Regions from separate parts of the Homo sapiens genome. Here region 2 is linked to region 1. The links are chromatin contacts, found by Hi-C or POLR2A ChIA-PET in ENCODE. All regions are on one chromosome and are shown on one strand. The core of a region is the stretch at or near the end of the contact, and the rest is flanking DNA. Distances in the headings are between cores, read along the strand shown. Region 1 overlaps CTPS1 (CTP synthase 1). Region 2 holds the start of SCMH1 (Scm polycomb group protein homolog 1).

Region 1 (3,691 bases), core at 763-3,262:
ACAGTGTGAGACCCTGTCTCAAGAAAAAAAAATTGTGAACAACTCAGTACCAAAGATAGTGCAGTGGCAGTATTACAATTATGTATACTATCTTTTTCACTTGCAATAAGCATGTTCTTAAGTTACTAAGAAAAGTCCATAGTTTCATATGCAGTTTCTAAGTTGATAGTGTTTACATACAATTCATTGTCACAGTAGCACAATGTATGGGGTTAATTCATGGCTTCAGTGTCTTGGTAATGGCCCGTTAGGCGATTATTGCAAGTTGGACTGGTAGAAAAGGGGAATTGCCTTTGTGGTTTGTTCTTTTGTGCAGTGGAGTGCTGGTTCCAGGAGGATTTGGTGTTCGAGGAACAGAAGGAAAAATCCAAGCAATTGCCTGGGCTCGGAATCAGAAAAAGCCTTTTTTGGGTAAGGAGCTCTGCAGTGCAGTCTTCACTTAAGAGTAGGAAAGAGTGGGGAACGGTGCCACGTGGGAGCCTATGAACAAAGTGGGGGGATTACTGAAACATGCTGTCTTTGTGGATAGGAGCTCAAGTAGAAGCCTTCATGTTTTCTCTTTAGAGACAAATTCAGTCTTGGAAAGCTTATTTATGCTTATGAGCTACATGTAGATGTCGTGGAATTTTGAGAGAATGAATTGTGAATTCCTGTCCATTTAATGAACCCAGCTGTTTGTAGCACACGTGAGGTTGAGTTTTATATCTGCTCACTTGGCACAACAGCTGACTGTAATTGGACAAAATGATTTTGCATGCCTCCTGGTGCTGTACATTTTAGTAATTTTCAACTTGAACAATTATAAATAAAAACTTAATGAGAGAGGGTAAGAAAACTTGAATTTTAAAGTACTGAGGCTAGGCACGGTGGTTCACACCTGTAAACCCAACACTTGTGGAGGCTGAGGCAGGAGGGTTGCTGGATCCCAGAAATTTGAGGCTGTAGTGAGCCAAGATCTCTCCACTGCACTCCAGAGTGGGCAACAGCAAGACCCTGTCTGGGGGGAAAAAAGTACTGAATAGAATATCACTTACTTCTAAAATCGGATAACTTTGCAAATCTAGAATTTTCATCTACTTTACATGCAGTTTTTGAAATCTAATACAAGTAAAGTGTAACAGCAGAGAGTACTTGTTCATAGCAGGAAGTTATGAGTTTGCAATTATAATTCTCCAAATAAAGGACACAAAGGCCATTGCAGAGGCTGCTGGGAAAAGTAGGAGCTGCCTTTTCAATGGAGTTTTGTTTGTTTTTTCCCCCCGACTGGAAGGCGTGTGCTTAGGGATGCAGTTGGCAGTGGTTGAATTCTCAAGAAACGTGCTGGGATGGCAAGGTAAGCGTGCATTAAGACACTCATTCAATTCCCGCTTGTGTATTTCTGGAGGATATGAGGCCTGTTGCCGCCTGGGTGATCAGGAGCTTTGGAGAAGGGCAGGCCTGGGTTCCTAGCACCTCATGGTGTGCCGTAAGGGAGCTGCCTTGCCTCTTGAGGAACAGCACGGCTCCTCCATGCAGGAAGGAGGGAGCACAGCCAGACTCCCTCCTTTGCCTTCTGCCTCTGTGTTCCTGTTCTTGAGATTCTGTCACTTTGATCACCGTGGCCACCATCCTGAAGCTGGTGCCTGGTGTGAAGTCCTTGTCCTAAGTGAGGCTTGGGCAGTTATTATGAGAACCTGGGCTCTGGAGCTATTGAAACTGGGCTCAGATTCCAACCTTACCGCTTATGGGTGATTTTAAGCAATTTACTTAGCCTTTATGGGCCTCCGTTTTTTCTGTAAAATGGGAGTAATAAAGGTACGTACTTCACATGATTAAGGGAGATAATGTATGTAAATAGTCTCTAGTAGTGCCTGGAAAATAGGGAAATGCTCAGATAATATCAGCTCTTCGCCTAGCTGTGTATTACTATGTGACAGACCTCCCTAAAGCTCAGTGGCTCCCAACAGCAGTGACTTCTCATCTCAGTATTCTGTGGTTTGGCTCAGTGCCTGGGTTTCAGCTGCACGTGGTGTACTATCTGAGATGGCACACTCCTGCCTTGTGTTCAGCTGTGAGCTCGGCCCAGCCGGGACGTCAAGATGCTGTCTCCACCTAGTGGCTCATCATTCATTAATCCAGCCCAAGCTTCCTCACACAGGGTGGGCAGCTGGACTCCAAAATGACAGGCCTGTTATGCAGGCACTTATCAGGCCTGCTGATGTCCCGTTGGCCAAAACAAGTCACGTGGCCAAGCCCCGAGCCGGCAGGGGAGGAGAACACACATGGGTGTGAAGACTGAGCATGCTGCACTGGGGCCACCCTGGAATGGTCCACCACAGCCCATTTATTCTCTGTAGCCCACCCGACAAATACTAGATTTTCAGAAAGACCTTGTAAATTCTGTGGAAAATAAAGTAACCTGAAGGAATGTAAAAGCAGTTTGACTTTATAAAGAACAAGTGACTCTGGTGGCCAGCATATGGTTTAGGGCTGGGTTTCATTCACCCTTTCCCTGAGAGGCTGCTTCACAGTGACCTGGCGGTGTGGCTTAGTTTGGTAGACAGCATGCCCTTGAGTGCTGGCTTCTGAGTCCTGAGAGGCACTGTCTTATCACCCGCCACCCCAGAGCTGGCTTTCTGGTCTCCCTGGATCCTTCACAGCCCCAGACCTCTGCCTCTCACTTAGGTTCCCAAATGGGTAGGTGCTTTGGTGATGAGCTTACACTTCAGTTGAGACTGGACCCTGGTTCAGGCCAGGAGGAGAACAGTGCCCAGCGTTCACATAGTACCAGGAACTTGGTCCTTTGCCTTTTGGTCTTTAGTGGTTTTGCTTTGGTTAGACGGTAAGTTCAATGAAGGTTAGAAAGGTTGAGTTGAAATCAGTTCATTTCTGACTGAGCTATTGAGTGAAACAGTTGAGTAGGGCTTTGTATTAGCTGCTGAAGATGAAAGAAGTATAGAAGAAATAGTACTTGTTTATCTCAGAGAGACAAGAGTCTGAAACATTAAGACAATATAAAAACTTGGCTGGGCATGGTGGTTCAGGCCTGTAATCCCAGCACTTTGGGAGGCTGAGTTGGGTTAATCACTTGAGGCCAGGAGGTCGAGACCAGCCTGGCCAACATGGAAAAACCCCATCTCTACTAAAAATACAAAAAATAACCAGGTGTGGTGGTGTGCGCCTGTAATCCCAGCTACTTGGGAGGCCAAGACATGAGAATCACTTGAATTCTGGAGGTGTAGGTTGCAGTGAGCCAAGATTGTGCCACTGCACTCCATTCTGGGTGACATAGTGAGACTCTTGTCTTAAAACACAAACAAACAATATAAGAACTGTCACAGGCGGGGCGCAGTGGCTCACGCCTGTAATCCCAGCACTTTGGGAGGCCGAGGCAGGCAGATCACCTGAGGTCAGGAGTTCGAGACCAGCCTGACCAACATGGAGAAACCCCGTCTCTACTAAAAATACAAAGTTAGCTGGGCATGGTGGTGTATACCTGTAATCCCAGCTACTCGGGAGGCTGAGACAGGAGAATCGCTTGAGACCTGGAGGTGGAGGTTTTGGTGCCGAGATCACGCCATTGCACTCCAGCCTGCCCACACTTGTTGCCCACAAGTGTGAAATTCTGTCTCAAAAAAAAAAAACTGTCAAAGATACAGTATCTAATTAAAAATTACTAGGTTATGCCATTAGTTTTGATTTTCCCATTTTG
Region 2 (3,691 bases), core at 491-2,990, 240 kb after region 1:
AAAAAAAAGAGCTATTCTATTTGCCTGGCACATTACACTTCAACAAAACATTTTGATGTACATTAGTTAGCAACATTTGATAAAGTGTTTATAGACATTTTTTAAAAGGAAGGAAACCCCCAAATTTCCACAAAATAAGATGTCTTTTAGTTTGTTTGAACAAACACTACTAAATGTTTTCTTTTTTTTTTTTTTTTAAGTTCAAAATACAGTACAGAAATGAGGAAGGGAATCTAGAGTACTTTTGATTTAAGCAGGTCAATCCTTGGGGCTGTTTCTTAGAGAAACTTACTACGTTTTGTCTCCAGGATCACTTTTAAGAAACTCTCCTTTAAGGGGATGGGGGAAACTAAAGCTCATCCAGAGGACAGTTTAGAGAACCACAGCAGATGAGAGACAACTGAAGAAAGTGGAAGTGAAGACTCAGGGGACATGATTACTATCTTCAGATATCTTAACAGCTTCCCATAAGGGAAAAGAACTAGGAAGGATGGGAGCCAGCTGTTTCTTTCAACTTATAACCAAATGTGTCCAGGAACAGAATGGGTTTCCTTTAAAGAGATTCGCTTCGGATCACTGGAAGAGGTTCCAAACGGGCTCGTCAAATTATCGGGGGGATTTGGGGATTTTCAAAGTCACTTTGGCATGGGATGGGAGAAAGCGCCCCTAGATGACTTTTAAATTCTCTTCCAGTCAGGAGATATTCCGGGGTTCACCCATCGGCTGGATACCACTTTCGATGCTCTCGGGCTGGCACACAACTGTGCCCACGTGTCTGGCCCCCAGGGCCGCTGTGGCTCACTTCGGTGCGGGGCCGCTCTCCCTGCCCGTTTCCGGCGGGGCACTGGGGCAGGCGGCACACGTGAGTCGGCCAGCCGGGGCCCAGCCCCCAGGACGCTGCTGACAGCTCCGGGCCCTAGGCGCCCCAGCTCTCGGTGGGGGCCACGCCGCCCCGTCGACCTCTGTCTCTGCCTTCCCCGAACCGGGACCCGGCCAGCCAGAATCACAGGCATTCCCACCTCTGGCGCCGGAGGGGACCGACTGACCCGCGCAGACGGGGTCGCGCCGCCGCCCGGCCCTCGGCCCCCAGCCAGCCTGCCCCGGCCCACCCGGCCCCGCCGGCCAGACACGGCGACCTATACGGACCGCCCCCACGCCGACCCTCCAAAGGGCCCCCGGCCTTGGGTTTCCCGTGCCGGGGCCCCCGGGCAGTCCTGGCGGCGTCAGGGCCGCGACCGGACCGTGGGCCCCGCCCGCCCGACCGCAGATGCAGAGCCGGCCTCCGGGCTCGGGGCCGGGCTGACACGGCCGAGAAAGGGCCCAGCCCCGCGCGGACCACAGACTGGCAGGCCGGCCAGACAGACGGACAGGCTGACCCCGGCCCGGGGGAGCAGGCGCAGCGGCTGCGCAGGTCCCGCCACCGCCTTCTGGCCCCAGGCGGCCCCTCAGGGCACGAGCTCTTAGGCGGGCGGAGGCGGCCGCGAGGCGCTTACCTGAGGGCGCGGCGGGGGCGCGGGGCGGCTCACTCTCTTCCCGCCGCCATGTTTCCGCTGCGCAGGGAGGGAGCGGAGACGCGGGAAGGGGGCGGGCGGGCGGCTCGGGAGAGCGGCGGGCGGGCGGCGGGGGGCTCCACCGAGCTGGCGGTGGCGGCTGAGGCGGGGGGCGGGGCGGGGGCTCCCCCGGCCCCTCCCCCGCGCCTCCCGCTGCGAGGTGGCGCGCGCCTCGGCCGTTGGGCTCGCGCGGGGGGCGGGGCGGCGCGCTGGAGGAGGGAGGGCGCGCGGGAACCCGGCCCGGCCGTACCCCGCCGGCCTGCCGACCCGGGTCCGGGGGCCCAGTTGGCGCCCGGACCAGCTCTCCGGTCTGCGTCCTGTAGATGGGAAAACTGAGGCCTGAGAGGGCGCGAGGGCGGGGACGAGGCCGAGGACTCGGGTTCGAATCTCGAGGACGCCAGTAGCCCGCTCTGAGGCCGCGTGGGGCTGGTGGAGGAGCCACCGGTCGGGCCCCCAAGACCGGCTGACGTGGGCCTCGCCTCGGGCGACTCCCGCCGGGCTAGTGGCTGGCCGTGTGGTGACCTTGGGCGAGTTACTTCGCACAGCCACCCAGGGGCCTCTTCTCCAACACGATAGCACTGCACCCGGAGGGTAGGTGAGAGATGAGTTGGTGCTTGGATGCCCTAGGGAGTGTCAGCGTCCTCGGTCCTCCCTGTGGTGATCCCTTCAACGAGTACGCACTGAGCCCGTGATGGGCCAGGTACAATGCACAGGCTCATTCTTCCAGGCCCACCAGCCATGTTGGCTACACAATTCTATTTTTGTTTTGTTAGAGATGGAGCCTCACTTTGTCCCCAAGGTCGGAGTGCAGTGGCGCCATCATAGCTCACTGTAACCTCAAATTACTGGGCTCAAGTGATCCTCCTGCGTCAGCCTCCCAAAGCGCTGGGACTACAGGCGTGAGCCACTGCGCCTGGCACACAATTGGTTTAACCACCACATCATTTTAGCAGCTTAGGAAACTGACGTCTTGACTTCTGTTTTGGCTGCTTGAAAATACAGTGCAATATAAATCCCGAGACCTCTGCTGAGCTGGATGTGGAGTGGGTGTGGGCATCATTTAGAACATGGCAATCCTCAGGTCACACAGGAATGTCTTGTTAATGATCCTTCTGTGAACAATGTTCCTTGGAGGGAAGTCCACTTAAGCAAGGCTGGAGCAGCAGATGGGGCAGCTGAGCCTGGATTACTTGCCTTGCCTCTAGAATAGGTCTTAGAGCTTTGGACTGAAGGGGGGCCGCCTCCTTGTATCCTGGTATTGGTGTCAGTATCCGTCTGCCCATTCTTGAGAAATGGAAATGGTCAGAATCTATCCAGGTTCTGATCTGCATCCCTGTTGTCTAATTTAAACTTTCATTCCATGGCGTTTTGGGGAGTACCTGTCTCATGAAGAGCCCTGAGGTTACAAGGATAATTAGAGCCTAAATCTAAGGAGCCCATATTTGGGGAAACTATTATGTCAATAGCTAATGAGAGCACAGTGTTGTAAGTGCTCATATTAGTTTTCTATTCCTGCATAACAAATTGGCACAAATTTTGCAGCTTAAAGCAACACCCATTGATTTACTCACAGTTGTGTAGGTCGGAAAACTGGCATGGTGTGGCTGGGTTTTCTGCTCGTGGTGTCATAGGCTGAAATCAAGATGTCTAGCACCTCCACGAGGGAAAGGTCTGCCCCAGGCTCCTTCGGGCTGTTGGCAGAATTCATGTCCCTGTAGGACTAGGATCCCACAGCTACACTGTTTTGCCAGCTCTCTGTTGGGGACCACTCTCAGGTCCTTGCCACGTGATCCCTTTTATCTCATCAACAGAGAACCTTTCTCATGTCACTCCCTCTCATTCTTTAAATATCTCTGATTTCCCTTCTTCAACCAGTCAGAGAACACTATGAGCTTTTAAAAGACTTGTAATTAGGTCAGACCCACCTAGATAATCTTCCTACTTTAAGATCACCTGTGCCACATCACATACCCTAATCACAGGAGTAAAATTCATCATAGCCACTGTCCCAGGGACTATGCAGAAGGTGTACATGAAGGTTAATCTAGGAAGCTACCTTAGAATTCTGCCTACTACGTCCAGTGAGAAATGTTCTCTTGAACATTTTCTCTATGAATTCCCCTAGCAGTTTGTTCTGTAAC

What was found. A loop is a pair of places that touch in the nucleus more often than their neighbours do. ChIA-PET counts read pairs that join two places held with the same protein, here RNA polymerase II (POLR2A). Pooled maps may share reads with other maps.
Region 2: a map of CD4-positive, alpha-beta memory T cell shows a loop between it and region 1 (8-fold over the local background). The contact joins the promoter of SCMH1 here to the enhancer-like site in region 1. A Hi-C loop is called at or near these places in 5 of 168 maps with a recorded cell type or tissue (A673, CD4-positive, alpha-beta T cell, CD4-positive, alpha-beta memory T cell and 2 more), 9 of 37 single-sample maps with no recorded cell type and 18 of 50 pooled maps. POLR2A ChIA-PET finds 5 or more read pairs at or near these places in 3 of 52 experiments (MCF 10A, activated T-cell and endothelial cell of umbilical vein).

The regions. Positions count from the first base shown.
Region 1 is chr1:41,001,844-41,005,534 of GRCh38, forward strand. It overlaps CTPS1 (CTP synthase 1), which reads left to right. Exons shown (of 19, transcript NM_001905.4): 11 at 317-411; 12 at 1,271-1,333. Among named protein-coding and RNA genes, the nearest start is that of SLFNL1-AS1, 11 kb to the right of the region's middle. RefSeq lists an enhancer at 2,148-2,297. Within about 2 kb of position 2,013, at least 12 of the 41 ENCODE cell types and tissues checked have a DNase peak (open chromatin) inside an H3K27ac peak, as active enhancers do.
Region 2 is chr1:41,240,566-41,244,256 of GRCh38, forward strand. SCMH1 (Scm polycomb group protein homolog 1) reads right to left here and starts at 1,741. Exons shown (of 16, transcript NM_001394311.1): 1 at 1,494-1,741. SCMH1-DT (SCMH1 divergent transcript) reads left to right here and starts at 1,793. Exons shown (of 3, transcript NR_186015.1): 1 at 1,793-2,141. RefSeq lists an enhancer at 302-481 and silencers at 802-961, 1,062-1,611, 1,652-2,051.